Linked DNA regions of Homo sapiens: regions 2, 3, 4, 5 and 6 are each linked to region 1. A link is a loop called in an ENCODE intact Hi-C map of the cell type or tissue named here. Cell type or tissue: endothelial cell of umbilical vein. All regions are shown on one strand.

What was found. A loop is a pair of places that touch in the nucleus more often than their neighbours do. Peaks named below come from ENCODE experiments on the same cell type or tissue, not always from the same donor. Only the 100,000 strongest peaks of a DNase experiment are listed, where the experiment ranks them.
Region 2: it touches region 1 in a loop (3-fold over the local background); 26 of 110 quality-filtered maps call a loop at or near these places.
Region 3: a loop joins it to region 1, with 7 times the contacts of the local background. A loop is called at or near these places in 2 of 110 quality-filtered maps.
Region 4: a loop joins it to region 1, with 17 times the contacts of the local background. A loop is called at or near these places in 33 of 110 quality-filtered maps.
Region 5: a loop joins it to region 1, with 16 times the contacts of the local background. A loop is called at or near these places in 105 of 110 quality-filtered maps.
Region 6: a loop joins it to region 1, with 2.7 times the contacts of the local background. A loop is called at or near these places in 4 of 110 quality-filtered maps.

Annotation. Positions count from the first base shown.
Region 1 is chr2:216,517,466-216,522,465 of GRCh38, reverse strand. LOC101928156 (a long non-coding RNA gene) reads right to left here and starts at 3,332. Exons shown (of 3, transcript XR_923872.3): 1 at 3,076-3,332; 2 at 1,692-1,752. In endothelial cell of umbilical vein, a CTCF peak has its summit at 3,104 (motif pointing left); a DNase peak (open chromatin) is centred at 3,105.
Region 2 is chr2:217,754,669-217,759,668 of GRCh38, reverse strand. The region is part of intron 2 of DIRC3 (disrupted in renal carcinoma 3); the gene reads left to right. Among named protein-coding and RNA genes, the nearest start is that of DIRC3, 33 kb to the left of the region's middle. RefSeq lists a silencer at 2,853-3,022. In endothelial cell of umbilical vein, a CTCF peak has its summit at 2,916 (motif pointing right); no DNase peak of the experiment used is centred here.
Region 3 is chr2:217,164,447-217,169,446 of GRCh38, reverse strand. No RefSeq gene overlaps it. Among named protein-coding and RNA genes, the nearest start is that of DIRC3-AS1, 120 kb to the left of the region's middle. In endothelial cell of umbilical vein, a CTCF peak has its summit at 2,999 (motif pointing right); a DNase peak (open chromatin) is centred at 3,066.
Region 4 is chr2:217,508,108-217,513,107 of GRCh38, reverse strand. The region is part of intron 2 of DIRC3 (disrupted in renal carcinoma 3); the gene reads left to right. Among named protein-coding and RNA genes, the nearest start is that of DIRC3-AS1, 230 kb to the right of the region's middle. RefSeq lists a silencer at 2,153-2,242. In endothelial cell of umbilical vein, a CTCF peak has its summit at 2,178 (motif pointing right); a DNase peak (open chromatin) is centred at 2,177.
Region 5 is chr2:216,664,681-216,669,680 of GRCh38, reverse strand. No RefSeq gene overlaps it. Among named protein-coding and RNA genes, the nearest start is that of IGFBP-AS1, 27 kb to the left of the region's middle. In endothelial cell of umbilical vein, a CTCF peak has its summit at 2,875; a DNase peak (open chromatin) is centred at 2,900.
Region 6 is chr2:216,219,762-216,224,761 of GRCh38, reverse strand. LINC01963 (long intergenic non-protein coding RNA 1963) reads right to left here. Exons shown (of 1, transcript NR_037701.1): 1 at 4,570-5,000. Among named protein-coding and RNA genes, the nearest start is that of LINC01963, 5.4 kb to the right of the region's middle. RefSeq lists an enhancer at 1,441-1,650. In endothelial cell of umbilical vein, a CTCF peak has its summit at 2,045; no DNase peak of the experiment used is centred here.

The DNA of each region.
Region 1 (5,000 bases):
GGGTGAGCCACATGACAGTGTGATTAATATTCAGTAAGTGGAAGTTTTTATTTTGTCCATGGTTTGGGGATTTTGAGAAATTTTTTCAAGGAGTGGGCATCAATAGATGTTCCTGTTAATGCTGCAGAAGGGTCTTCTAGTTTCGCATACCAATTTTGACATCTTGGGGCAGGTGTTTCAATTGGTTAATGCCAGGGGATAGCTCATACTAAGATCATCTTTGCTTAGATAGCAGATGGTCATAAATTATATTATTCTTCACCAATATCTGTTTACCTCCCTGTAAGAAGATTATGCTTACCCATACTGTTGAACTCCCATAAGCTATGTGGCTTGCTTTGTTCATGAAATGTAGGCAGAAGTGATCTGAGTCACTTCCAAAGGGCTGGCCGTGTACTTCATCTACCTTGGTCCTGAAACAAGGACAGTAATAGGACCTAGTAGAGCCTACAGCTGACCCACAGTGGACATGGAATGTAGGCAGGAAGTGGACATTTGGGAGTTATTACTGAAACATAACCTGGCCTTTCCTGGCTTATGTCCCCTTATTTCCAATCAGTGGAAATGTTCATATACAATTAGTTTGCCTTTGTGACTTTAAGAAACATTACCTCTTAGGGCCTTAGTTTCAATGTCTATGAAGTGAAGACGATAACATAGTGATAAAAAATATCAAACATAAATTGATTGCTTATCATGTGTCTGGCTAAGCATTTTAGAAAAATTATCTCATTTTATCCTTATAACAACCTATGAGGTTGGTATTATTATTATCCTCATTTTATAGACCAGGAAACAGAGGCCTCGAGAGGTTAGGAAACTTACCCAGTGGGTACTAAGAGTACTTAGATACTAAGAATAATTACTGATAGAATACAAATGGCCTGACACCAGAGCCCAGCCTCTTAATCTCCGTGTTGCACCAGGTCATCTCTAAGACCTCATCTGTCTGGGATACACCAAGAATCTGTGATATCACCATGTGGTAACGATTGCTCTAGTCTTCAATTTTTAAACCAAGACCTGTTTTCACCACTGCCCTATTCTTGAGGGGTGAAGACAACTCCTTCCTCAGCCTCTCAAGTAGCTGGGACTACAGGTATGAGCTACTGTGCCTGGCTAAGTTGGACTCTTGAGCTTCATTCCCAAGAGATAGATCATCAAGAGAGGGCCAAGGAGAATGAGAATGTCCCCTTGAAAATATTTTGGGCCTCTGTCTACCAAAAGAAGGGCAATAATATGGAAGGACGCATGAGGGTCTGTTGGCTGCATGGTCTTTGTTGCGTGGTCTACCTGGGCACAGGATATGGGAAGCCTGGGTGTGTTCCACCAATGCTGTTCTATAAAAGGCGTAGGACTTCCATTCCTGGGACCATTATTGTTCCTTGCTCCTGTCTTAGGGGGCTGACGGGCTCCTGTTGTGAGGCTTAGTAGGATAAAATGAACAAAATTCCCTGGGACCATGGCCTGCAAATCTGAGTATAGAGCCACATCATGAGCCCAGCTTTACCTACCTTCCAGCAATATCCAACTCTCCTCCTGTCCACACTACTAGTGTGTACAACCTGTGGATGAGCAAATACAGAAGGAGGGCAGCCGATGCCATCAGCCACTGAGGATGAAAACTCAGCAGCTCCAGCAAAAGGACAGTGTTGAACTGCTGTTGGGATGTATCTGAGAATTTCACTTACCTGCCTTTTCCTCGTCTTCCATTAGCAGAGTTCATGGAGATTTGGTTCCATTTTGGCATCTCTAGAAGAGTAGAGTTGAAGCACAAAAGACACAAGACTGGGGTTTTTTTTAGGGCCCTAGGCAATGACTTGAGTAAGCTCTTGTGTTTTACTACAGGAAAGTGCTCCATCAAGAGCCAATGGTCAACAACATCAGCAGGTCAGAGAGGGTCCTCCTCTGACCACCTCCCCCAGTGCCATCCCTTCAGATGCTCCTGGCTATACCTTCCTTTAGGGCCACTAAATTCTTACTCCAACCCCACAATTTCCTGCAGTACTCCCCACTCCCTGCAGCTGATTTTGGCCCTGACTCATTGGTGCTGACTCAACAAAGAAAAGCAGACCCCTTAGGCAGCTGGACAGTGGACCAGGGCCAGAGCCTGCAGGAGTGGGCGAGAGGGCAGGCAAGGCGAGAATCCATCAATCAGCCTGTCACCAAGTCTTTGCTGAGCCCCCCCTGAAGACTTGGACCCATGCCGAGCTACGCAGTGGGGGTCCCAGAAAAAGGAGAGAAGACAGGAGTCTTTATTTTGTGGCAACTATGGATGTGGAATTGGAGCTCCTTCAATTTGAGGGTCTCTAAGCACATACAGCCTGGCCCAACCCACCATCACTCACCAGAGGGAGGCTGAGTGCTGCCAGGAAAGGCCAGCCACAGTGGAGCTTAGGGAAGGTTGGGAGGTGGCAGCCAGGAAGGGTTTTGAAGCTGTATTTGCAAAGCTTTTGACATAAAATTCAGATAATGTCAGTTTTTTATAAGAGACCAGGTAGGGGTGGTGGTAAATGGAAATTATGGGGGTATTTTAAAGCCCCCATATCCACATCCTGGATACTGCCATTGCCACCAGCCTCCACATTTCTTTTCCCACAAGCCTGCTGGGTGTGGGGTACCTCCCTTGAGTTAATACATTGTGTTTCTGAAATGTCCCTGCTAAAATGAACCTACTATGTTACTCTGAGAGTGTCTTTCTAACCCCCTTTGCATTTGCAGAGGGGGGAAAACGACCATAGATGTGAGGGCACAGAACAGTGACTTTGGCATGAGGATTCACTTAGAATCCCAGAGCCCTAAGAATTGGAATCCTGACTCAATTATGTACCAGTTGTGTAACTCAACTTGGGGCAGTTCTCTGAGCCTTACTTTCTTCATATTGTGAAGAGGAAGGAATAGAGCAGCACGCTCACAGAGAATTGTGAGGACAGGCATAATTGCTAGCACATCATGGCCACTTCTGTTAGGAAATAATATACAACCATTATTGTAAAGAAGTAAAGATAGAGTGGGGAGAAATAAGCTCATGGTCTGAGAGCACCAGGGAAAATGTCACTCCCTCCGTCTTCTTACCTTGATGGTCAAAACTCATCAAGGGCTCCCTCTGCTGTCCATTCTCTGCACTCATTTTCCTATATAGAAAGTGACACACTCATACTCCTGTTTGGGGCACAGAATGTGCACATGTCCTAATTTAATCAGTGGAATCCTGTTTGTTCTTTATTAACATCATCTTTCAAAAACATTCTTTCCAGGCTGGGCAAAGTGGCTCATGCCCATAATCCCAACACTTTCAGGGACCAAGGTGGAGGATCACCTGAGATCAGGAATTCGAGACCAGACTGGGAAAGAGTAAGACCTTGTCTCTACTAAAAAATAAAAAATTATAAAACAGCCGAGTGTGGTGGTATATGCCTATTGTCTCAGCTACTCAGGAGGGCTGAGGCAGGAGGATCGTTTGAGCCCAGGAAGTTGAGGCTGTGGTGAGCCATGATCACACCGCTTCACTCCAGCCTGGGAAACAGAGCAAGGCTCTGTCTCAAAAAATAAATAAATAAATAAATAAATAAATAAATAAATAAATAAATAAATAAAGTAAAAGACAAAAGAGAAAACATTCTTTCCTTTCCATTCTGTTGTTCTTCCCTTAATTTTATCCCTTTGTCTCATGCCTGGGTTGGCCCTCCCAATCACCAAAATCTGTCGCAATATGCCACTCTGCATCTGTTTCTTATACTCTCTGAGGTTTTTTGTTTGTTTTTGAGACAGAGTCTTGCTCTGTTGTCCAGGCTGGAGTGCAATGGCGTGGTATCGGCTCACTGCAAACTCTGCCTCCCGGGTTCAAGCGATTCTCCTGCCTCAGCTTCCTGAGTAGCTGGGATTACAGGCACGCACCACCACGCCCAGCTAATTTTTGTATTTTTAGTAGAGACGGGGTTTCACCATGTTGATCAGGCTGGTCTCGAACTCCTGACCTTGTGATCCCCCTGCCTCAGCCTCCCAAATTGCTGGGATTACAGGCGTGAGCCACCACACCTGTCCTCTCTGAGGTTTAAGCGAGTAAATGGCAGAGCTGAAGTTGGATAACATAACTTCTAGGTCCAAAGCTCATCCTTTCCCCACATTATTATCCCTCTCTGAAGTGTATAATCTAGACATGACATTTAACTTATCTAAGCTTCTTTTCCTCATCTGTAAAATGGGGGAAACAATAATATTAATCCATGAGTTTGAGGAAAAGAGAAGGGGAGACAGTGCAGGGGGAGACACACTTGCCAACAGAAAGAGTACGATAAATACTAGCTACAGTATTCAGGCATGGTTTGTTCAAGTAACTCAAAGAAGTTCAGTACTGCTGGTGCTTAGAGTGGAAACAGGACCTGACAATAGATGCAGCTGGCAAGGCAAGCAGGGGTCAAGTCATTAAGAGCTTTGTAAAATACGGTCCCACAATACCCAGGGCAGAGCTGTCATGAGGATTAAATGAGTTTATATAGTTCAAGTCCTTGGAATGCAGCCTGGCTCACAGCAAGGTGCATGTGTTAGGTATTCCTGATAAAGCCCTCCCAATGCTAATCATGACTTAGAGACCAAAGAAGAGAAGCATATAAGCAGAACAGCCTTGAGTTGAAAGAATAGTTATTTTGGGGAGAAGTGTGCAAAAGACTTTCAGAAGAACATCAGGAAAGAGAAGAGCCAATCACCCCTATAATATTGGTCTTCACCCTTAACAAATTACATCATTTCATGTGTGAAGGTGTGAAGGTGAGGCATGCACCTTAAGAGTGCCCACTTGACAGAAAGGAATGCCTCTCCTCCTGGCTCCCCTCCAAGTTTCCAAGTTATGCTTCCACTGAGCATCCCATTGGCTCTGCCCTGTGGCAGTGCTGTCAGGGTGTCTCCCTCCATCAGTGTAACCTTTTGACCCACTTGCCAGGGTCTGGGCTCTCACTTAGCTTCCCTCGTCAGTTCATGTCTTCATTGGTCTACTCAACTAC
Region 2 (5,000 bases), 1.2 Mb before region 1:
GGTCATGGGTCACAATGGTACAGATTATTTTTTGAACTGAATTGTGTTTTCTCAAAATTAATATGTTGATGTCCTAACCATCAAAGTGTCTGTATTTGGAGATGGAGCCTTTACAAAAGTAATTAAAGTTAAAGGAGGCCATAAGGGTGGGGCCATTAGGACTGGTGTCCATATAAGAGGAGGAAGAGACACCAGAGATCTCTCTCTGCCTACATGGAAGAAATGCCATGTTAAGTGATATGGTCTGGCTGTGTCCCCACCCAAATCTCACCTTGAATTGTTATAATCCCCACATGTCAAAGGTGGGGCCAGGTGGAGATAATTGAATCATGGTGGCGGTTTCCCCATATTTTTCTCATGATAGTGAATAAGTCTTAGGAGATCTGATGGTTTTATTAATTGGAGATTCCCCACACAAGCTCTCTTGCCTGCCGCCACGTTTAAGATGTGACTCTGCTCCTCATTCGTCTTCCACCATGATTGTGTGATTGTGAGGCCTCCCCAGCCATGTGAAACTGTGAGTCCATTAAATCTCTTTCCTTTACAAATTACCCAGTCTCAGGTATGTCTTTATTAGCAATGTGAGAACAGACTAATACATGAAGACACAACAAGGTGGCCATCTATAAGCCAAGGAGAGAAGAGAGGCTTCACCAGAACCAACCCTGTTGCCACATTGATCATGGACTTTCCAGGCTTCAAAACAGTAATGAAGTAAACTTCTGTTGTTTAAGCCACTTGTTCTCTGGCATTTTGTTAGGCAGGCCAAGGTGACTAACCCAGATGGTAAAGGGGTCAATTCCTTGAGAAGAGATATCAATTCTAAATGTGTATGTATTTAATAATAGCACTTCAAGATACATGAAACAAAAAAATGATACAACTACAGGGAGAACTAGACAATCATAGTTGGATGTTGTAATAACTGTCACTGTCACTTAGTAATTGACAGTACTTCTTCAGCTCTGGTCTTAGAAGTGGCTATTTCTACAAGGAGCTCTGGTTTCTTTTAGCACAGAATGGTATTTAGAAACCAAGGAATGTGGTCATTGTTATTAGGGTGTTGCCATCCCTACATCTTCGCAGTAGAGATAGAGAATATATGCCTGTTCTCACTCATAGGTGGGAATTGAACAATGAGAACACATGGACACAGGAAGGGGAACATCACACTCTGGGGACTCTTGTGGGGTAGGGGGAGTGGGGGAGGGATAGCATTAGGAGATATACCTAATGCTAAATGACGAGTTAATGGGTGCAGCACACCAGCATGGCACATGTATACATATGTAACTAACCCGCACATTGTGCACATGTACCCTAAAACTTAAAGTATAATAATAATAAAAAAAAGAGAATATATGTATCTCTACATATATCCTCATATATCTACATATGTAGATATAGATATACATACATACAAGCAAACTATACACACACACATTCCAACTTTATATCTAGAGTCATTTTCTTAGTCAGTCTGGGCTTCTATAACAAGATACCGTAGACTAGGTGGCTTAAACAACAGAAATGCATTTCTTACAATTCTGGAGTCTGGGAAGTCCAAGATCAGGGTGCAGAGTCCATGTCTGGTGAAGGCCCACTTCCTGGTTTGCAGATGACCATCTTCTCACTGTATCCCCACATAGTAGAGACAACAAGCTCTAGTCTCTCTGTCTTATTAAAAGACACAGTCCAATCATGGGGATCTCTACCCTCATAACCTCATCTAAATCTAACTGCCTTCCAAATGCTCAACTTCCTAATATTATGCCGTTGGGGGTTAGGGTTTAAATATATGAATTTGGGAGAGGGATATAAATATGCAGTCCACAATAGTTCTACATACAAACATACAGTCCATATAGTCCTTCATGCATTTATATCTGTATTTTTATACCTCTACATATTGCAAACTGAGCTCACACCAATATCTCTAATTCCACTGGGTTTATTCTTCTTTTCTTTTTTCCATATTTCCTACTCTCATTTCCAGTAATGAGAAACGTGGCTCCTATTATCCCTAGTACAGTTGTCCCTCAGTATCCATGGGGGATTTGTTCCAGAACTCCCTCAGATGCCAAAATCCATGGATGCTCAAATACCTTATGTAAAACGGTATAGTATTTGCATGTAACTTACACACATCCTCCTGTAACCTACACACATCCTCCTGTAACCTCTAGGTTACTTGTAATACAAAACACAATGTAAATGCTACATAAATAATTGTCATACTATATTGTTTAGGAAATAATGACAAGAAAAAAAAGCCTGTACATGTTTGGTACAGTTGTAACCAGCCATTTTTCCCCCAATATTTTCAATCCACAGTTGGTTTAATCCACAGAAACCACGAATGTGGTGGGTGACTGTTTTACCTGTTTTGTTCCATCTCTCTATATGTAAGCAGTCTCCATCACCACAACCCCCCAACTCCCACCCTTTTGCACAGACACTCTCCTCTCCTTGCACGGAACATATTTATACAAAAAACTTTCACATGTATCTGAAATTCAAATTTAACTGGGCATCCTGTATTTTTGTTTGCTAAACCTGTTAGTCCCAGAGGGCCAACCTAACTTCCATGCTCCCGGCCTTCAGGTGACTGTGCTGCAGCCCACGTTCTCTGCCCAGCCCTGGTTGTGTCCCTTCCTTGGAAGAGGTGTTGATCTCTAGAAACCCCCCCCAAAAAACTTTCCTGTTGCTCATCTCCATTTCAATCAGCTTCCAGGAACTAAACTTGCAACATCAAGCCTCTGCTTTATTATTTTCCTGGTTCTAAGATCCCAGAGGTCCCCACCCACACCCGTGTAAGCCCAGTTCCCAGAGCAGCCTCGATCCTGGCCCCAGGGCCTGGGGGTGATTCCAGAGAAGCCCCTTTGAGGGATTACGGGCGCAGGACGCTGGGCCTGCGGGCCTCCCGAGGGCTCCCGCCCACCAGGGGGCAGTCTTCACCTGCGTGTGAGCAGCTCCGGAGGCCCGGGCAGGGGAAGGGGTGGGCGCAGGGATAGCTCGCTGGGGGAACCCATGCGGGGCATACGTGCGTGAGGGCACGTGAGGGCCGTGCCGGCCAGAGCCCAGCGTGCGCGGCCTTGCGTGCGTGCACACGCATATGTGTCCAGGTGCCTACGCAGGTGCCTGACCCTGGGCAAGTCGCTCCGTCATGCGGACCTCAGTTTTCTCATCTGTCCGACGAAGGTATCTTTCCATCTCTGACTGTCGGTGTTCTTTATCCAAGACTGCTCAGCACATTGGGTCCTCTCTTTAGAGCCATCTCTGTTTATTGAACAGAAGAGGCAGGGATTCCAGGCCATTGAATTGATGCGGGGGGTGAGTGGGAGGAGACAGTGAGGCACGGGGGGTTTTTGTCTTTTGCTCCCCAAAGCAATACTCTTTAATTGGTTTCTAAATATTTGTATTTTTATTTTTTACAAAACTGTATTTCAAAATAATGTGAGTCTTTAAGTCCTATGCAAAGCTACCAGAATCCTTGGTCGTGCTTCCCTACTCATTTGCAGGAATCCGGGCAGAACATGAATTCTCAGAACTGGTGGGACTTTCCAACCAGTTGCTTCTCATGCAGAGGCAGAAAAATGAGGGGATCAACAGCCCAGGCCTCAGGGGCACCCTTCTTGGCCCTTACAGGTAATTTAATTGCTGTGCCTCAGAGTCTCTTCTGTAAAATGGGAATGATAATAGTACCCTAAGTGATAGTATTATTATTAAATATTGGCTGAGTGTTCCCAGCTTTGTCATAATACAGCTCTGTGACCTTGGCCCCTCTCTCAGGACCTTTGTTTCCTCATCAATAACGGGGAATGAAGCACTCATTTTGCGTGGTTGTGATGAACAGGTAGGTTGTTTGTGAAATCACCTGGTGGTACCTAGTAGGTATTAAATACCCATTTCTTTCTTGGATAAGTATTGCTTCCCAGTCAACACTTATCTTCCCTGTTGCCCTGGCCTCAGCAAGGTGACAGTGATAAGTCAACTGATCCCTTTCAGCAGAGACCTCTTCAGGACATCTGCCTTAGATGAAGGAGAGTGTAGGTGTTCAGGAAGCTTGGGGGAGATTGATTTACTTCCTGGAGGGCTTTTTGTTAGTCCTGAAATGTCACTATGTGGTTTGCTGCTTCCTCTGCCTGCGGGTGATGGGGTAGGGGTAGAAGGTGGAGGGGGTGCAGGTGTCTTGTTGGGAGCCCCTGGAAGTCACCTCTTTAGAGGGGCCGTCTCTGAGATACGACGATTCATTTTCTGTTATCCTTATATTTTTGTCTCTACTGCCCCCAACTCCCCCCATGTAAACAGCCTGCTCCTTTGAGATCCCTGCTTTGGGAGACTTGCTGCTGCAGGCCAGGGAGTAGGAATTGCTTTCTTTTCTTTTTTCTTCCTTTCTGGGAGCCTGAGTTCTTTGAGATGTGAGTGCCTTTGAGGGAAGAGTCCCGGAGGCAGAGCACCCTTTTCCCTGTCAATGCCCAGGGTGGGCAGGACCTCAGAGTGGGCTGACAGTGTGATGTGTCTGTGACTAGCTTTCTCTGGCACTGTTTGGCACAGAAGCAGCAGAGCCCCTGGGCTCCTGGGTACTGTGTGGCCTTGCATCAGTTATCTCAGTGTAACCAGTGGGGACAAATGGCCAGTGACCACGCATGCACCCCTTCCAGTGATGCTGGTGAGAGAGAGGATGGGCGGGTTCCATTAATGACCAGGACAAAATTTGCTGTCTCAGGTGGGATGGGGGCTCAGAGATGGATTTAACTTGACTTAAATAATTTTTTTGAAAATTATATTTCTCATATACCTGAAATCGTGGAGTTTGATTTATAGTTGCTATTTCTGAATTTTCCTTAGCACCTGCACAGCGTCTTGTATGCAGCAAGCACTCACTAAGCCCTTCTCCTTACCCTGCCAGTCTACCTATTAGACTAGCCCTGGTGTTCAGGACTTAAAGTAATGGGCCAGCTAGGAGCCTCCAGGGCTGGGTCTCTAGACTGCAGGTG
Region 3 (5,000 bases), 650 kb before region 1:
CAAACTAACACAAGAACAGAAAACCAAACATGGCGTGTTCTCACTCATAAGTGGGAGATGAACAATCAGAACACGTGGACACAGGGAGGAGAACATCACACACCAGGGCCTGTCAGGGGCTGGGGGGCTGGGGGAGGGATAGCATTAGGAGAAATACCTAATATAGGTGACAGGTTGATGGGTGCAGCAAACCACCATGGCACATGTATACCTATGTAACAAACCTGCACATTCTACACATGTACCTCAGAAGTTAAAGTATACATATATGTAAAGAAAACCCTTAAAAAAAAGAAAGAAAAGAGAAGAGGGTTAAGAGTGAAAAGACCTGGGTAAGAGTCCTATAGGCCACAACACAGACGAGTGCTCTTGAACAAGTCACTTTCCTCTTGAGGCCTCAGTTTTTACATGGTAAATGAGGTGGAAAGGGAGAGGGGGCAATTCATGATCTCCAAGGTCCTTTTCTGCTCTAAAATTTTGCGTTCCAGAGCTGTGCAGCAAGAAGCAGTTAAACGCTGGACTCTTTCCCCAGAACAGCCTTCGGGTATTTTGCTCATTAAAGAGATTAGCTGTCCATTTGCAGGGATGTCTCTCCAATGAGGTAGGGACAAAATAGCCCAACACAGTTTTAGTTTAGATTCACTTTATGAAGTACATATCTAATTCCCTGGCAAGCTAAGTCAAGCACGTCTTCTCATGTGTTTTAAGAACCAAGGCATTTGGCTGAGACTGAGAGCAAATGCCTCTTATTAATGTGTGACAAATCCATATGGGGAAAAACAGTGTTTCTTCTTTCCCATATGGCACAGCTGAGTAAGGCTGGCTTTTCTGGCCTTGAAATGGTTCCATGGACCAGGTGGGTGGTTTATTTCACAGGCTGGTGACAATCCAGTGTGTCTCTCCCACAGAGATGGGAAGGGGCAAGAATTCTTCTGTTGTAGCCCAGGGCTGTCAGCAAGGCTGTGACATAGGCCATTGGCCCTTCTGCCAAGATGAAGGGCAGTGGAACTACTGTGAGGAAGAACAGGAGGAAATCTCAAACCACTTTGGATCCTGGACCTGAACTTTTCTTGAACCCCAAGACCTTTAAAGTTTTAGCCTCATAAGGACAAATCAGCTTTCTCTCTGGAAAACTCTCAAACCACTCCCCACCTCAGTCTCAATGTAATAGGAGTGATGAAGCCACTGGAAGAAAGGGAGAACATGGGGGAGGCAGTTATCTCACCCACCTTCCACCTTCAGGTCCAAAGGCTGAAGACCCAATGGCTTCTGGTTTTAACTTGGTTTTGGACCTCTGCAAGACATGGTGGATTCACTGTTTCCCCTCTAAGGTTTACGGTACAGATTTTTCAAAAAGCATAGAGAAGATTGTATTGACTAAATATGAAAAATAACCAAAACAATAGCAGCAATTGAAATCCAATCAACCCATACCTGTAACATCATTCTACCTCTTTAAAAGAGCAAGAAATTATCCTGGACAGAAGCATAAGTCATCTCCTCTGTCCTGCAGCTTAGGCTGATGTGAACTAAGAGACAGTGGCTTTCATTGTCCCTGCAACTTGGGGTGACAAAACTAAGTTCTTATGTTTCATTAATAACCTCCTGAAATTCAGTCTTTGACTCTTTTTTTTTTGCTGTGCTATGAATGAATAACTGCTTTAATAAATATGTATGAACATACTCATCATATGTCATATAACCAGAATCAAGCAAATATGCATATTTTTCCAGTGTGTAATTGGCCATTATACACAATTAGACATCAATGTGAAAGGCTTGCTGAAAATGAAAAGCAGTTAAGTGACAAAATGTCAGGTTTTGAAGAAAATGTCAAAAGTCCTATTACAATCTAGAAAATCAAAACCAGATAGGTTATAAAAATGGGTTTGGGTAAACATACACCTGTATACACACACACACACACACACACACACACACACACACACACACACAATTTGATTTCCTAGAAATGGAGATGGTAGTTATGAACTTGCAATGTTCATATGGGAAAGTTTCATATTAAACATTAGAGAAGACTTTTTTAAACTTTTAGATTTGGGGGTACATGTGCAGGTTTGTTATATAGGTAAACTCATGTCATAGGGATTTGTTGTACAGATTATTTTGTCACCCAGGTACTATGCCTAGTACCCAACAGTTATTTTTTTCTGCTCCTTACGACTGCTTAGCTGTGGGACTTAATTGACTAGTCAAAGGAAGCTGTGCTTTTTCTTAAATACATTTGTAGACTAAAAATCTAAAACATCTTTATTAAAATCTTAGATTTTTAATAAAAATCAAAATCTTAGATTCTAAAAATCTAAGATTTTTATCAAAGATCAATTAGTCCATGGGAGAAACTTCTCTTTAAAATGTCTATTTCAAAAATTAATACATCCCTGCTAAACTGTTTCAGTGCAATGAGAAGTTTATTCCTAGACATGTTTCAGGGTTCTACAATTGCAGTCACTAAAAAGTTCTTCCTTATATCTAACCAATATCTACAACCTTAATGTGTGTCTCTCTGGAGCCATGTAGGATACTTGATTTGGTCACATTACAGATCTTCAAACTTTTGAGATCACTTGATATATTCCTTATAATTCTCTTGCCTTCAAATTAAACATATCAAATTATTTGAAATCATGTCATTGGAGAAATTGTTGAATGAATAAGTTTAAGAGTGAATGGAAAAACTGGGAGGTATCGCCAATTTGGCAAAGGAATTTCAATTAACATTTATTTGTCATATGCTATGTATCCACAGTATAGTAAGTTCTAAAGGTCTCTATTAAACTCCAGTACCCTGATCTCCACATTCCAAAGTGTTTTTCTTAGCTCAGAGTAGAACATGTCTCCCATCACTGACTGTGCTTTGCAGGAGGTGGGTAGTGTTACTAAGGGAGAGAAGGCAGGACGTAACTTCACAGTGGTCTTCTCAAACTCGTGATTCTACAAATAGCTCTAATTCTACAAAATAGCTCAAGACTCTTAGTTTGAAAGCCACAAGAGGGCACTAGACTACTACATGGACCTAGCTCTACTTAGGGCCCAAAGCACAGAGCAAGGGTCAGTATTGACATTAGTGATGGCCACATCAGTTGCATGTCCTACATCTGTGTCTGAAACACAGTATGCAATCATGGAGGATGTGCAAAGCTATTGGCTATGAAACATGTTCAAATGCTAAGCTTGAGTTATGCTAAATACAGTAGAATCCACATGCAATTTGAAAAAAAAAAAAAGTAAAAAGGAGTAAGGTCCACCCCCAAAGTTCTAAGAAAAGCAAGGTGGTTCTTTAAGCTGTGAGTTCTGAAAACAATATGGACAACATAGTGATAGTCAGGGGAACAGCAGGAGTTAGAAAAACAGGAGCCTTCCACTTCTACTTTTGGAAAGCCTGACATCTGACGAGGCTCATATTGGCCACAAGATTCCCTCCAGACCATGAGATTTACACTGGGCATCACCCAAGGTATTCATTCTCTCTGCTCCTGAAGTGCTCCGTACTTTACAAGGTTTCAGGAACACTAGTCTCAGGCTAATGAAAGCATACTTAAAAACTTCTCAAAAATACAGATTGAGTCTATGTAATCACCACACCATTTGAGAAAGGCAAAAATTTAGTCAATTAAGTTATATGTTAGTCTGAATAAAATCAACAAACAGATTATTTGGGTCAATGAAGAAGTATCTTACGCAATTCCAAAACAGCCAATCAAATTCACTCAGACAAATATGAATCAACACAAGGAAAAACAATCAGTCAAGAATGCTGCTTTGGATCATGAAAATCAAACCCTAAACTGAAGGCTTGAGTTTTTAACTTTTCAATAGTTATGTTTAATATTGTATAGAAGATGACTCCTTTGTTATCATAACTGTGCATGGGATATACTTTTTCCCTAAAGATGATAGACAGATAGAGAAATTGATAGACAGACAGACAGACAGAATAATTCAGATTGAGTGTCATATAAATGACTTACCTAATTGGTTAAACCAGAGGTTCTTGCTGCAGCAGGAAAGATAGGAGAAGGTCATTTTTCTGAGGCAAGGTTTAGCTCTTTGGAGACAATGAACACCTGGGTGGTTTCCTACAGAGCCAGTTGAAATCATTAAGAAAGATGGTCTTTTCTTTCTAGTTTCTTATTAATTTACCTACATTCTGAGTTCTGGATCCATGACCTGCATTTGTTTTTAAATTTTCTTTTTAAAAATAAAATATATATTATATATTCATGAGGTATAAAGTGATTCTCTCTCTCTCTCTCGATGGGATCTCACTATGTTGCCCAGGCTGAACTTTCATTTCTGGGCTCAAGCAATCCTCCTGCTTCAGCCTCCTGAGTAATTGGGAATACAGGAGTGCACCACTGCACCCAGCTTGAAATGTGATGTTTTGATATATGTTTACATTGCATGGCCTCTGTTATTGTACTATGTCAGAACCTTTCTAACTTTGATCATTTTACTTCCATTATCCTTGTCACGTTTGACCCAGCCATTGCTCTGAGACTCTGTCCTTCCCTCGTGGAACAATGAGAGCTCTCACCTTTTGGTTCTGATTCCATCCCAACCCTTCTCCCCAGGAGTCTTGCTTTTTCTGGAATTGATCTATTTATAACATTGCCTCAGTTTTTAGGTTCTTCTCAGTGTCAGCTATGTTGAGTCTGTTAAAGATATCTTGGCTATTTGACTTGGTTTTCATCAAGTTCCTTGGCTTCTACCTTTTAAATGACATTTTTTTTTCACATAATTGTTATTTTTCTGGGCTCTGGCCACTGATTTCTCCATATTCTCTATTTCTTGACTCTTTCATTAGCTTAACAGCATAACTTCCATCTTCACTCCCCCAGTTCTGTTTTCAGAGATCTACTTTTAATGGCTAAGCCCAGCCCAAATTGACAGTGTCCATCCTCTTTGCAAGCCTTGGGCCCTCCCTCACTACCCCCAGCACAGACTTCATCTTCTAGGACAGTCCCCAGTGCTACAGG
Region 4 (5,000 bases), 990 kb before region 1:
TGTGTGTGTGTGCGTGTGTATATGCATGTGTGTTTGTGTGTATGTATGGATGTGTGTATGCGTGTATGTGTATGCATGCATGTATGTGTGTATGCACGTATGTGTGTATGTGTGTAGTGTGTATGTGTATATGTATATGCATGTGTGTATGTGTGTGTATACATGGATGTTTGTATATGTGTGTGTATGCATGTGTATGTGTATGCATTTGTATGGCGTATGCATGTGTATGTGTGTATGCATGTGTGTGTACATGTATGTATGCATGTGTGCATGTGTGTGTTTGTGTGTATATGTGTGTATGTATGTATGTGTGTGTGTAGTGTGTATGTGTGTGTGTTTATGAATGTGTTTTTGGTTTTATGCTGATCTGCTATTGTTGTCGTCATTGCTGCCAGTATTCCGGATGCAGATGCAGAGAGATAGAGGATCTACAAGTGACAGTTGGATATAGTTTTCAAATGACTAGTGTTGAAGATTGGATCCTGATAAAGGAAGTTTATCTCTTCTTGGCTTCCTGAATGTCAGAGTCGTGGGAACCTGTGAGCAGGTGACTGAGGGGGCAGATTCATCTCCTGACCTTGACAGCTTTAAGAATAGGAGAATCTCCCTACCCACTCAATATTTGCATCTATTTATAACAGGCAAGAGTCATTTCAAAGCAAGGCAAGGGCATTGCCAGGATGACCTTTGGAGGGCCCTTTTGGGATGAATCATCTGTGATATTGCCTCTTCAGCCACTATGGATGGGGAGTATGTATCATTATTTTAGGCACATGAAAACTGAGAATGCTACATAAATTCACATTATTGAACAAGAGTGGTTATGGTGACCTTGAATATTTTCACATTTACCCTTGCAATTTCCCTGTTCCTTCCCTATTTTTATTTATTTAAAATTATGGTCTTCTCTAGGAATGGAGATGTTTTATGTTGTGGGGAGTGGTCTAGAGGCAGGACCCTGAGCCCAGAGGAGCATGGAGAAGAGGGGAGGAGGTAAGGGCAGTTGGCTTCTTTCTGAACTTGGTGAGGACTGTGTGTTCTAGAGGGAACATTTTGGCCTTGTGAAAAAATAAAACCCAACACAGACATGTGGCAGCTCCCAACTAAGCGCCCATCCCTTAGAGGGCTACCAATCGAATGAACAGAGACCCCAGTTCTCTTTGAAACAGCGAGAGAAACAAGTTTATATTTATTTACATGACACCAAGACTCAGTTAACACAGAACTTAATTTCTTTGTGATGCTGAGGCCTGAGTTGTAAGATGCAGGTTAATTTCTTTTGTGTGTATTCTATGGAGAAGAGAGTCATAATGCTAGAGGAACAGTCTAAAACACATGGAATATTACTGGAAAGACACTTACAGATAGCTTTCCATCAAGAGAGAAAACTGGCATCCAGAGAAGTTAAACGACTTGTCCAAGAGCGTATGGGGTGTTAGTAGGAAAACTGGCCTGGAAGCTGGGAGACCTGAGTCTAGTGAAGCTTTATTGGTAATCCTAAACTGTAGTTTATCTTATATTCAAAACAGCTTTAAGAATTTCCTGAGTCTATAACTTAACTTCCAGATTCCAGATTCTCCCTCTCTCTGTCTATATATACATATATGCACACACACAAATACATATACACACATACAATAAAACATACAATATACACACACAATATAACTGAGATAGAATACTCCAAACTTCAAATTACCTACAGATAAGGGAGTAAACTCCCAGGCTCAAGGTGGTCTCCAGAGCAAGTGCTGGAGCAAAGACTCAGCCTGAAGATTGTTTGGAAAAGGAGAACGGTGCCTGGGGGCATTAGTGTCCAAAACCACAGACAAAATAACCTCCAGAAAGAGAACTTCGCACCTGACTGAGAAATAGCTTGAACAACTCACAGGCCAGGTAGCCTGAGGGCGCTGCTTCAGGATGCGAATGAAAGGGAGGGTTTGACTGCCCATGGGGCTGGGCTGGCCTGTGGAAAGGGCACTATTTCTGGAGGAGAGGGGGCCGCTTGGCAGCAGGGCTTCAGAGGCGTCTGAGTGGAGGGGAAGAACGAAGAAAGAGTGTCCTACCAAGCAAAAGTGGATCTCAAAGCTCAGAAGGCACACCAACCCCTCCCCCACAAAAGCTGCTGTCAGTGAAGAAACTACACTTTCCCATGCCAACAGAAGAGGGTGCTCTTGAACTAAGAAACATGGTCAGTCATCAAACGCCATGACTGCGCCTATCTACAACTGTATATTTAAACATCTAAAAATGAATAGAAAATGGCAGACGACACTCATACAAGGCCAATAACTTAAAAAAAAAAAACAGGAATTAAAACATTCCAGCAGATGAAAATGCTTCTACCGAAATCAAATATGAGGTGGAAGAAAACTGTAACAGAACACCCACACTGAATTGAATATCCTAAAACAAGCATGTGAAGATAGAAAACAAAAACCTTAAATCAGAAGTTTTAAGCTTTATAAAAGAAATACGACCAAAAAACCCTATTATTTTGTGAAAAACCCTATTTTTCAGGAAAATGCGAAATAAGAATTGAGTGAACTCAGGAAAGATATGGAAGGAAAAGACAAAATCATCTTAAAAATAAAGGCCAAGTTATAAAGTACCCATGGAAAAAGAGATTTGACTGAAAATATGAAACAGTGAGGAAAGCCATGAAAAAAGGGAATAAAAATAAAATAAGGAACAAAGCAAAAGAGATCAGAGAGAAAATAATTGATAGAAGAAGGCCATTACAATAGAAAACCACTAGTATTTAAAACCACAGACTAAGAGAAATGTCTGAAATTAAAAGAAAACTTGAATCTGCATCTTTAAAGGCTCCTCAGTATCCCTGGGAAAATAAACCTGGAATGGTGAAGTCCAAGACATATACTAGGAAAATATTGTAATTTAAAGATAAAGAAAAAATTTTTCTAGATCTCCAGGCAAAAGTATCAAATCACTTACATAGGAAAGAAAATCGGACTTCTCATCTAAAGTAAAAGAATAACACAGTCACATCTTCAGGAAACTAAAGGAACTGTGGAATAGCTTTTATGTAGATGAGCTAAGCTTCAAGTATCAAGCGATTTTCTATGTGCAGAACCCCAGAGAACACTGCAATCACTATCCAACTTTAATGGTCCTACTATAGAAAAAACATCATTTAACCAAGATAGGACCTGGACCTGAAGAACTCTGGAAAATGGACTGTGTGAGCATTGAATATATTTCAATGTAAATCTGTAACTTAAACAAGGACAGAGTCATGGGGGGAAGAACAGTTCAACTGTTATATGTGGTGACAAAACTGAAGTGACCTATTGTTGCATAGACAATAGGTGGGAATGAAGAATATAATTTGAAGCAAATAAAACACTAAGTAGCAGAGTAAATGTGAGAAAAGAGACTAAGGGCATTATAATAGGTAGTGGCAAAAAGGTAAGCACTGCAACAAAGATATTAATCTTCCTAGATATCAAAAAATAAATATCACATGAAATAAACCACACTGAGAAAGAAAAATTATATACATAATTTTACACAGAATACAAGTTGAGACCATGTACATCAGTCATATTACTAAATTATATTTATTATATTATAATTTATTGATAAGCTTATTAATAAATTACATAAATCCCCAATTAAAAATATTTTCAAATTGACTCATACAGCAAAACTCAATTCTGTGAGATACATTTGAGACACACCTACAATAAAGTGATTCAGAAAGACTAAGAATAAAGAGGTATTCCAGACAAATGGAAACCGTAAAATAAAGACACTCAAATCTAATCAACATAATTCATAAGGTAGACATTATAGATATATATGAAACCTCCACTCTTGCTAATATTGGGAATATACTCTCTTCTTAAGCACAAATAGAATGTTCACAGAAATTGACCTCATGTTGAGTAACTGTCTTCCTCTAGGCTGCTATAGCAGAATATCAGAGACTGGGTGGCTTAGAAACAACAAAAGTTTACTTCTCACAGTTTTAGAGACTAAGAAGTCTAAGATCAAGGTGCCAGCAGATTTGGTGTCTGTTGAAGACCTACCTCCTCATTCATAGACAACACCTTCTTGCTGTGTCCTCACATAGTGACAGGGACTAGCTAGCTCTCTGGGGTCTCTTTTATAAGGGCACTAATCCCACTTATAAGGGTAGATATCTGATGGCCTGATCACCTCCCAAAGGCCCCACCTCCTAATGCCACCACCTTGGGAATTAGGATTTCAATTCAATGTGAATTTTAGGGGGACATAAGCATTCAGCCCATTGTAGTCACAAAGAAAGTTTTTGAGTGAGTTCCATGAAGTAGAAATTAATGAGAAAATTTAAAAACGTTCTTCTACTTGGAAATTAACATCTGTTAGATGACTATTGGGTGAAAAAGGATATACAAACTAAAATTGCAGAATTTCAAAAAACAATAATAGAATAAAAATATGCACATCTGATTTAATGAGAAATAAAGCAGTGATCTGAGGATAATCTGTGGGATTAAATATTTGAATCAATAAAAAATAATTACAATAAATAAATTTTATTCCCAACTTAAAAACCGAGAAAAATTACAAAGTAAATAAAAAGAAAGTATAAAGCAGGAAATAATAAGGATAAAAGAGGAAATTAATGTAATACAAAAGAGTAAAAAAAGAACTAATTAATGATTCGAAATGCTGGTTGATATGGTTTGGCTGTGTCCCCACCCAAATCTCATCTTGAATTGTAGTTCCCATAATCCCCTTGTGTTGTGGGAGGGACCTGGTGGAAGGTAATTGAATCATGGGGGCAGTTACCTCTATGCTGTTCTCATAGTAGTGAGTGAGTTCTCACGAGATCTGATGGTTGTATAAGTGGCTATTTTCTCCCTCTTCGTTCTGTACTTCTCCTTGCTGCCATCATGTGAAGAAGGATGTGTTTGCTTCCCCTTCCATCATGATTGTAAATTTCCTGAGGCCTCCCCAGCCCTGTGGAACTGTGAGTCAATGAAACCTCT
Region 5 (5,000 bases), 150 kb before region 1:
AAACAGCCCCTTCCTGCACGCTCCCCACCTGCTTGTCGGCCCCCCACGCATCAACCATCCCATCTCCCTCTGTGTTGGTGACAGAGGAAATGGGGAGGACGGAATAGAGAGGAACCGCGGCCTGCAGACAGAACTGATGGACCTTGCTCAAGAATTGACATCAGGATGAGAATGAGGGAAAGTCAGGGATGTCTTCTCCACCCAGTGTCCCTCAAGCAACTCAAATACAATGTGTTCCACGTTGAACTCATCCTGTAAGCTCAGGCTCTTGGCCTCTCTTATGATTTTATCTAATGCTTTACAAAGTACAAGTTCAATAACAACACAATTTGAACTCATCATCTTCCCCACTAAGCCATCCCTCTTCCTTCTCTTAATCCTTCTTTAGCCCCCTCCTCTTATTCCCCATTCCTCCTCCTCCTCCTGTTTGCTGTCTCAGAGAATGGCACTGCATCCACCCAGCTGTCCAAGCCCAACCCCCGGCCTCAGTCCTGACTCTTCATTTACCCCTTCCATCCAATAAGCCACCAGGTGCTAGGAATCAGTGACCTCATGGACCACCCTCACCCTCGGCCCTTCTCTCCATCTCCCCAGCCCTGGTTCATTCAGATCATGCTCACTTCTACCCTGGATCCTTGCAATTCCTGCTGCAGGGATGTTCCACCCAATCCCACACCATGTATTGTCCTCCACGCTGGACATCACAGTTGCAGTTCATGTTTTTTTGTTTTGTTTTGTTTTGTTTTTGAGATGGAGTTTTGCGCTGGGATGCCATGGTGCAATCTCAGTTCACAGCAACTTCCGCTTCCCGGGTTCAAGCAATTCTCCTGCCTCAGCCTCCAGAGTAGCTGGGATTACAGGCGAGCGCCCCCATGCCCAGCTAATTTTGTAATTTTAGTAGAGATGGGGTTCCACCATGTTGGTCAGGCTGGTCTTGAACTCCTGACCTCAGGTGATCCACCCGTCTTGGCCTCCCAAAGTGCTGGGATTATAGGCATGACCCACTGTGCCTGGCCCAGTTCACTTTCTAAACACCAAACCAATCATGCCCATCCTCTGCCTAACTTCTTTCCTTGGTACTTAACTTTTGGTCCAGAGTTCAAATCCCTCAGCAACACACCCCAAGTCGTTCCTGATGTGCCCTGGCTTCCTCTTCCTCTCGTTCCTCTTCCACCTGCCGCCTCCCTTCACCACATGTATCCCCAACCATGCGCCGGTGTCCAGGCTCATTGTCCAGCTCGTGACTTAAAGGTTTTGCCGGCCAGGCATGGTGATGCACTCCTGTAATCCCAGCATTTTAGGAGGCCAAAGTGGGAGGATCACTTGAGTCCAGGAGTTCAAGACCAGCCTGGGCAACATAGTGAGATCGCTGTCTCTACAAAATAAAAATTAGCCAGGCATGGTGGTGCACACCTGTAGTCCTAGCTACTTGGGAGGATGAGGTAGGTGGGAGGATTGCTTGATCCCAGGAGCTCAAAGCTGCAGTGAGCTATGATCATGCCACTGCACTCTAGCCTGGGCAACAGAGTAAGACACTGTCTCTAAAAATAAATAAATACAGACATAAAAATAAGATAAAGTCTCTGCGCATGCTGCTCCCTCTGTCTGAACCCCAGCCCCCAACACCCGCACCTGCACATACATGCATGCATGAGGCACGTACATCCTCCCGCTCCTCTCCCCAATCTCAGCTTCTTCCTTCCAACTCTGCCTTCACCCTCTCTGAGACACCTTCCCTGACACCAGACTTAACTATTTCTCCTAACTTGCCCAACATCCCCTACTGGAGGGGTACCGCCATCCATGGAGGGCCATCTTTGGGTGTCGGGGCTGTTTCCTTCCACAAGAATCTCAGCCCTTCAGGACAAAGGCTGTAATCTTCTTCATCTTCATCATCTTCATAGCCTGACATCCTAATACCGAGCCTGGGATATAGTGAGAGCTATTTTTTTTTTCTTTTTTTTATGACGGAGTCTCACTCTGTTGCCCAGGCTCGTGCAATCTCAGCTCACTGCAACCTCCACCTCCCAGGTTCAAGTGATTCTCCTGCCTCAGCCTCCCAAGTAGCTGGGATTACAGGCACCCGCCACCGAGTCCGGCTAATTTTTGTATTTTTTAGTAGAGACGGGGTTTCACCACGTTGGCCAGGCTGGTCTTGAACTCCTGACCTCGGTTGATCCACCCGCCTTGGCCTCCCAAAGTGCCAGGATTACAGGCGTAAGCCACCATGCAAGGCCGAGAGCTACATTTAGGCAGCACTTACCGTGTGACAGAAATGATTTTATATTCTCAAAGCAAGTCTTTTAAGATAGAAACTATCCCAATATTTAAAGAGGAAGTAAATGAGATTCACAGAGGTTAGAAATATGTCCAAAGGCACATAACTCAAGAGTCTGATTCTGTTCAAAGACTACCTCACCTCCATGGTTACGCTTTTAACCACCACATCTTATTATGTAGTTAGTATTCAAGACACATCAAACAGATTCAGGGATGACAGTGGTGACTGTCCAAATGTAGAGAGCATAAGAAGAGGGATAGCCCCGTGGGCATGACCCATGCAGTCATACAAGGCTGACACTTAGTTTAATGTTCTGCTATTTCTGTCTTGACATTCTTAATAATTTCTGAATAAGGGACTCCATATTTTTATTTTGCCCTGGATCCTATAAATGAAGTCAACCAGTCCTCCATAAGAACCACACAGGAAGCAAGTTTCAATGCAGACTCCCAGGCCCCTCCCCGAGCTTCTAACTCAGGGGATCTGGGATAGGGCCAGTGGTAACAACGTCTCCAGCTGACTCCTTCTGGACCACTCCTCTTCAATGCAACAGACTCTCCAAGGGCCCGATGTAGGCTCAGCTGCAGTTCTGCATGCTGCCACACAGTGGCAGTATAGCCCCGGTGTTTGCTTAACGTTCAAAGAGGCACAGTTAGTTCCAGGTGAGAGATGTGCTTGACATCTTCAAGATCCCTGCCCAGCCAGCCATCTTCCCACGTGGATGCAATGATGCTTCCTCTCGGCAAAGGTTTCTAGGTTGCACTGCACATCAGTGAGTGTGGTTCCTGCAGCTAGAGCCACAGCGGAGGTGCTGCTCACCCACTCACCCATAAAAGCTACCTCTTCAGAGGGTTGGGTACAAGAGCACTAAGGGTAATGGAGGGGAAATGGGCAAGGAGATTGTGGCATCCTCAGAAGCCCTCTGGAAAAGTTCAAAGAATGGACAAGGTGGCAGCCCTGGGGCGTGAGGTCTGGCAAACACCTGACCCAACAATGGCCCCATAGTAACCCCTCCCGTTTTATACAGTCCTAGTTTTCAAAGCACCTTCACATCTAGTCTCACACTAATACCACCCTGCTATTTGAGGCTGATAACATCCCCAATAGACAGATGAGGAAAACAGGCTCAGAGAAGGTGGACAGCATAGCCCCAGGCAATGGAAAACGAAGTGGTGGGAAAGGATCCAAGCCCAGGTGTCCTGACTCCGGCCTTTTTCTTGCCTTATCCCTCCCTGGTTCACAATCACCATGGAACCTAAGAAAGGAAAAAGACCCTGCCTGGGCTCCATGGCAAACCAGTTACATCAGAATGTCTGAAGCTGAGGTACTGGCATCAGTTTTTGTTTTAAGTGCCGCCGTCGAGTCAAATGTTCACCGAGGTTGAGAAACACCAGGCTTCCCAGGAGGGCAGGCACGGGCTGCTCCACCCAGGGATAGCAGCTCCACCTGGGGACAGCAGCCCCGGGGCTGACTGCTCTTTGCAGCAACTCAGAGGGCAGGGGGAAGGGCCAGCTGCAGCACGCATGCGCCGAATGAAAGACAATCAGACCCCATGCAGGGACTGCTGAGCTTCAAGCTCCAGGTCCATCCAGTGCCCAGAGCCCTCTAGGCCCTCTCCAAGCGTCTCACCTGCTTCCATCCACGGGGCCAGTATAACTCAGGGGTGGGTGGCTGCCACACGCTGGAGTTAGGGGTCCCCAGACCCAGGGCAGGAGAGTTTGGGCACTTCTAGTTACACTTTTCCTCATCTGTAAAGTGTAACTAACAATAGTGCCTGTTTCACGGATGCACAAGGATCCGCTGAATGAATACTTTTGGGGCTGTGGCCAAGTGCTGGCCTTGGCCCGGTGCAGCCTAGAACACACCCTCCTGGCATGGCTCCATCTATTCTTGGGGATCTGGTTTTCCTGCACTCCAAGAAAGCTCATCTTGTGCCATTTCCAAAAGCTGTCTTGCATTCCAGCTACACTTATGTCACACCTGGTAAAGGGCCCGCCATCCCTCCGCCTCCCTACACTCACCAGATGGAAGGTCTGGAAGGTAGTGGATTGGGCCAGGCCCCTAGGGAGCCCCTCCTCTGTGGGAAGGGATCAGACTCCAGCCACAGGAGAGGGGAGTGACAGGAGAGGCCAGGCCCTGGGCCACGTACCGAGGAAGGTTAGGGGGGCAGGGACTGTGGGCCTCAAATGGTGAGCTTTCTCCCCCCATGGCCCATTGCAAAGGCAGGGGTCGGGGTGCATAAGCCCCCTGGAATTCACTGGAGTTGAGAGGCCAGCAGAACAGAATGGCAGATGTAGGTGAGCTCTGATGTGGAACTCTGCTAAGAAAGGCCACATTCTGTGCCTCCTTCCACAGTCCCTCAGCCTGCACACCTTGACACACTCATAGCCCTTTGTTTCAATTGATATTTGCTGGTCTGGACACCAAATCCCTTGGGCCCCTTAGAGAGCAGCATCTGAATTCTCAGTGGTGTCATCCTTATGAATAAGCCAGTTAACCACAGCCCTACTCCCTTTCTTTGGGGGCTGAGTGGAAATGTCTCACCCTGGGCAGGAGGGAGCCTCCTTTATTTCAGGGGCCAGACAACCCCAATCCCAACGTTTCCTGTTCCTTATCTCCCACTGCAGTGTTATCTGAATGTGCGAGGGAGGAAGCCGGACCCACGCTCCACATCTCCCCATCCCCAGCCCGTGACTCATCCTGCCCCTGTACAGCGCCA
Region 6 (5,000 bases), 300 kb after region 1:
CTCCTTTCTTAAGGACCAATGAAAGGTATAAAGTCAAGGTATTTCCAGAGATTTTCCCAAACTGCACATATCCTGGGCTCTGGCATCAGGAGTCTCTTCTTTTCCCAGAAGCCTGGACAACCTCCCACTGACAGAGCTGATAATAAATGAGTTCATTATCAGGCTGCTGGGGCCCATGACAGCCCATCTGCTGGCATGATTAATTAAAACTTTGACTGGCGATGGGGGTGCCATCTCAGGGTCAGAAAGCAATTAATTGGAGCATCATCCAGGCCATTATTTCTGTTGGATTCTAGAATGACCAATGCCAGAGAGCAAGGTCTATGTGAGTCAGTCTCAGTCTCATTGCCTTACTCTCCTTTTTTTGTTTGCTTGTTTGTTTTTAAGACAGAGCCTCACTCTGTTGCCCAGGCTGGAGTGCAGTGGAACGGTCACAGCTCACTGCAGTCTCGACCTCCTGGGCTCAATCAATCCTCCCATCTCAGCCTCCTGGGTAGTTGGGACTACAACTGTGCACCACCATTGTGCAGCTCATTTTCGTATTATTATTATTATCGTAGAGACAGGATTTCGCCATGTTGTCCAGGCTGGTCTCCAACTCCTGGGCTCAAGCAATCCGCCTACCTTGGCTTCCCAAAGTGCTGGGATTATAGGGATGCCATTTTTCACAGAAATAGAAAAACCATTTCTAAAATTAATATGGAACCGAAGAAGAGCCCAAATCACCACCATACCTGGCCTCCTTACTCTCCTTTATATTTCTTGCAGTCTCTTCCCCAGGCAAGCCCACCCTAATGAAGCAGAGACAGATTGGTGGGAATCGGATCCTCAAATCCTCTAAGTGGAGCAGGAGGATCATCCTCTTAGGGCTTTCTACTCCTCCCAGGAGTGGGGAGTATTGGGATTCAAAAGAGGGTTTCACTCTGTTTTCTTGACTCTTGTGCTCAAGCACAGCAAACTCATCATTTTACATCCTTGTATTTGTCAGGTTTCCCCAGAAATAGGATATATATATATATAAAATAGGAACTGGCTCACATGATTATGGAGGCTGAGAAGACCCATGATATGCTATCTGCAAGTTGGAGAACCAGGAAAGCCAGTGGTGTAATTATCTGAAAGCCTGAGAACCAGGAGTGCCAATGTCTGAGGGCAGAAGATGGATGCCTCAGCTCCAAGAGGGAGAACAAATTCACCCTTCCTCTGCCTTTTGTTCTGTCCAGGCTCTCAACAGATTGGATGATGGCCACCCACATGGGTGAGGGTAAATCTTCATTACTACTGATACAAATGCTCATCTCTTCCAGACACACCCTCACAGTTACTCTGAGAAGGTTTTATAGCTATCCGGACATCACTTAACCCAGTCAATAATTATGGATATATAATTAACCATCACAGTCTTAATATAGCGATGTTCCCATCACTCTCTGTGTTCTGCTAATGAGCTGCAAAGCTGCTAGGTAAGGCCTCAGGCCCAAGCAGAGATCTTCAGCCCATAGAACCAGAAGCCCTGCATTTGGGGAAAAGCTAGGGGATTTCCTGGCCATAAATAAGGTTGTGGTTTTGGTCCCCAACTGGCTATGATCATGGTTTGCTTATCTCTGTAGTGAGAACACAGAGGGGAAAGAAGGACTCAGACTCTGGGAATAAACCCTGCCACCTCTGGAAACACACAGGAGAGGCACCACACTTCTTTTTTGTGCAGCCCACAGCTCCTGGCACATCACAGTGAGTTCCAACGTGGATGTCTCACTGGAATGAAGTCACAGGAAATGATTAGGTACTTTACTGTGCCCTCACAACCCAGAAAAGCTGTCAGGTTTGCCTTTGGTCAAACAAATTCTGTGTCTGTTTCTATATCACCTCTTCTGACTGTCTCAGTCCCCATGCTCTTCTACTACTCTTGAAACAAAACTTAATCCGGATCCATCATTCACCCCAAGATATAAATAGCTGATTACAGTTAAACTATTACTCTTATTAGGAGCATCGCATCTTCTCCTTTTCTAAGACAGCATCTCCCCCTGTTGACCAGGCTGGAGTGCAGTGGTGCAATCTCAGCTCATAGCAGCCTTGACCTCCAGGGCTCAAGTGATGATGCTCCCACCTCAGCCTCCTGAGTAGCTGGGACTACAGGTGCACACCCCACATGCCTGGTTAATTTTTCTATTTTTTGTAGAGATGGGTTTTGCTGTGTTGCCAAGGCTGGTCTCAAACTTCTGGGCTCAAGCAATCTGCCTGCCTTGGCCTCCCAAAGTGCTGGGATTACAGGCATTAGCCCCCAAACGTGGCCAAGGAGCATCTCCATTTTAACAAGGATCACAGCCTTGAGCTATGGGAATGAGATAGGTGCATTTTTAGAACAATGAGTGAAGGGAGCTTTGCAGTCTTTGGGACCTCCTAGAAATGACCTTTTGTACTATCATGTTAGCCAGTCCTCTTTTTCTGTATCCCCAATATTACCCCTTATTGAAGTTAGCATGATTTCACCATGTTATCACCAGGAAGAAAGTGAGGTGCAGCATTCCTCATCTGGCTGGGCTTGTCACATGAGACTCATAATCATAGGAATAAAGATGGAGAAGTCTTGGATTAAGTAGGACCTTGAATTAACTCATGTGCATATTCTAGTTAGGCTTTTGTGCTTCTGATAGGTGATTGTGCTTTTTGGTACCATGAAGGAAAGAGGAAATGACTCAGAGGCAAAAGAGGAGGAGTCTGGCTGCAGGAGTATGGCACAAGTATAGCTAAGAGAGGAGAGGCCAGGCAGGACATTGGGGCCATCCCTGTAGGACACTGACTCACACCAAGAGATGGCTAAAGAGGTCAAGTTCAAGGGAGACTAAAGGAAGACCTTCTGACTTGTCCCCTCGAGCCCTGAGCTGTATAGAGTCCATTTGCCTCCAAGCTATACAGGAAGGAGCATCCAGACAGCCTTTCTGCCAGTCTCACTCCACACAGATATGTAGAGCTACATATTAGCAAGAGTAGGAGGGAAACACCAGGACACGGTTCCTAAACTTGGCTGTACACTGGAATCAGCTGGGGATATTTCAGCGCTATTTATTGTTGCCTGGCTCCTACATTCTGATTTAATTAGCAGGGCCTGTGACCTGGGTGCTAGTTTCCACAGGTCCTCAGGTGAGGTGAATGTGCAGCAAAGATTACATCAGGAGCAGGTCTGAAGCCCTGCATGCGCCTGCCAGTGGCCAGCTTCTGTGATGCTTACCCCACTTCTCACAAAGCATGGCTTCTGGGGACAGGACAGAGTTGCAGGATGCTCAGTCAGTGCTCCTTGAGTGCATGAAGGTGGGGGCCAGCACGCCTGCAGCCCTGGGAAGACAGCGCTTACTTTGTTTTCCTTCTCCATAGGGCACACAGGCAAAGATGACACAAGGTGAGAGCTTTGCGGAAGGAGGCTGCAAAGAATGGGAGGTAGCAAACTGCAAGCACTTTCCTGAAAAGGGGGAAATGGTCAGAGGGGGACGTGGCTGAGGCAGGACAGGTGTATCATGGTGGAGCAGTGAGTAGGGCAGGTGGCTTGCTCTGAGAGGAGAGGAGAGAGCTGGGGTGGGGTGGGGGACAAGCTGACCCAGCCTGACAAGTGGGCTGAGGGAGCTTATGGGCACATGCTGTTGATACTGGGGCACCTTTTCCCAAGAATCTCAGGACAGGGCTCTCCACTCTCTTGGGGCTGTCCTGGATAGTACCTCATTCTCTCCCAAGCGATGTCAACTGCGTCTGAATTGTTCTCCTTGCATCCTGCCTCTTCAGTGCCTCTCCATCCTATTTGCACATTGCTGTCAGAATAATGCTGCTGAAGTGCCCATCTGACTGTATCTTTCTTCAAAAACAGGGTTTCTCCCACCATAACTGCCCTAACCTATCTTTGTCATCTAACTGCTCACCATTTTCCATCATGCACCTGACCTCACAGCAAACCAAACCACTTACCCTTTCCTGCATCTGGTCTGAACTCTGCTGTGTCCTCTATTTGAACGTCCTGGTCCTTTCCTCTTCATTAAATTCCTGCTCCATTTGTGGTTCATCTTAAATGCCACCAACTCCAGAAAGCTTCCCGTTACCAAGACTAAAATGAGTATCTTCTCAGTGGCTCTGAAACTCTTCTCAGCTCTCTTTTATAGCCCCTCTCATCTTGTAGATTCTGGCTGTTTGTGACCTTCTCTCCCTACTGGACCATGAACTTCTGGAGGACAACGAATGTGTGTTCTTCAAACTCTAATCTTCCAGAGTGCCCAGCAGAGCTCTGGATATAGCAGGTGCTCAATACATTATTTATTAAGCGGAATTTTACAGTCAAGAAACCTAGGACACATGTCAGAGAATGAGTAGGCACATACCTGCTTGTGGGGCAGCTGGAATATCAATAGAGAGGCATCTCTTCCTGCTAGGCATGATTTTGGGTAAGATCCCTGTGGCCCACATGATGCCCATGAGGACAAACATAAAAAGACAAGGCTGCATGCCTGGGACCCAGTGTTGTGCTGAACCCCTATTAACTTCAATAGGGAAGGCATAAGGTTCAAGACGCCAAAGAGACCCAGAGCCAGCAAAAGAGACGTGGGGTTTTATTGAGGGCTTACATACAGGGGAGGGAGTCCAGAGGTGGCGGGCTGGATAGAATTGTCTTACATACAGAAATGGTCCTGTGGTGTTGGGCTGGACAACATATCCGCATGGCCCGGTGGTGGCAGGCTGGGCAGGAAAACCACAACTGCCTGCAAACATCATGCAGTTTATACAGCATTTTCACTTAACCCCTTTCCCTAATGAGCGACACCTGGCAACTGTCATTTAACCCAAAACTTAAGGCCTCAATCCTCTCTACAGCCTGGGTTTCATGGGATGGGCCAGGGGCTCAGATGTCTATTATAGATAAGAAACGAATCTCCGATTGGCCACTCCCGGATTTTCTAGCTCGAAACACACATTCAGGAGCATCTGCCATATAGGGTCATTATAAAGGTGTGCTTAAG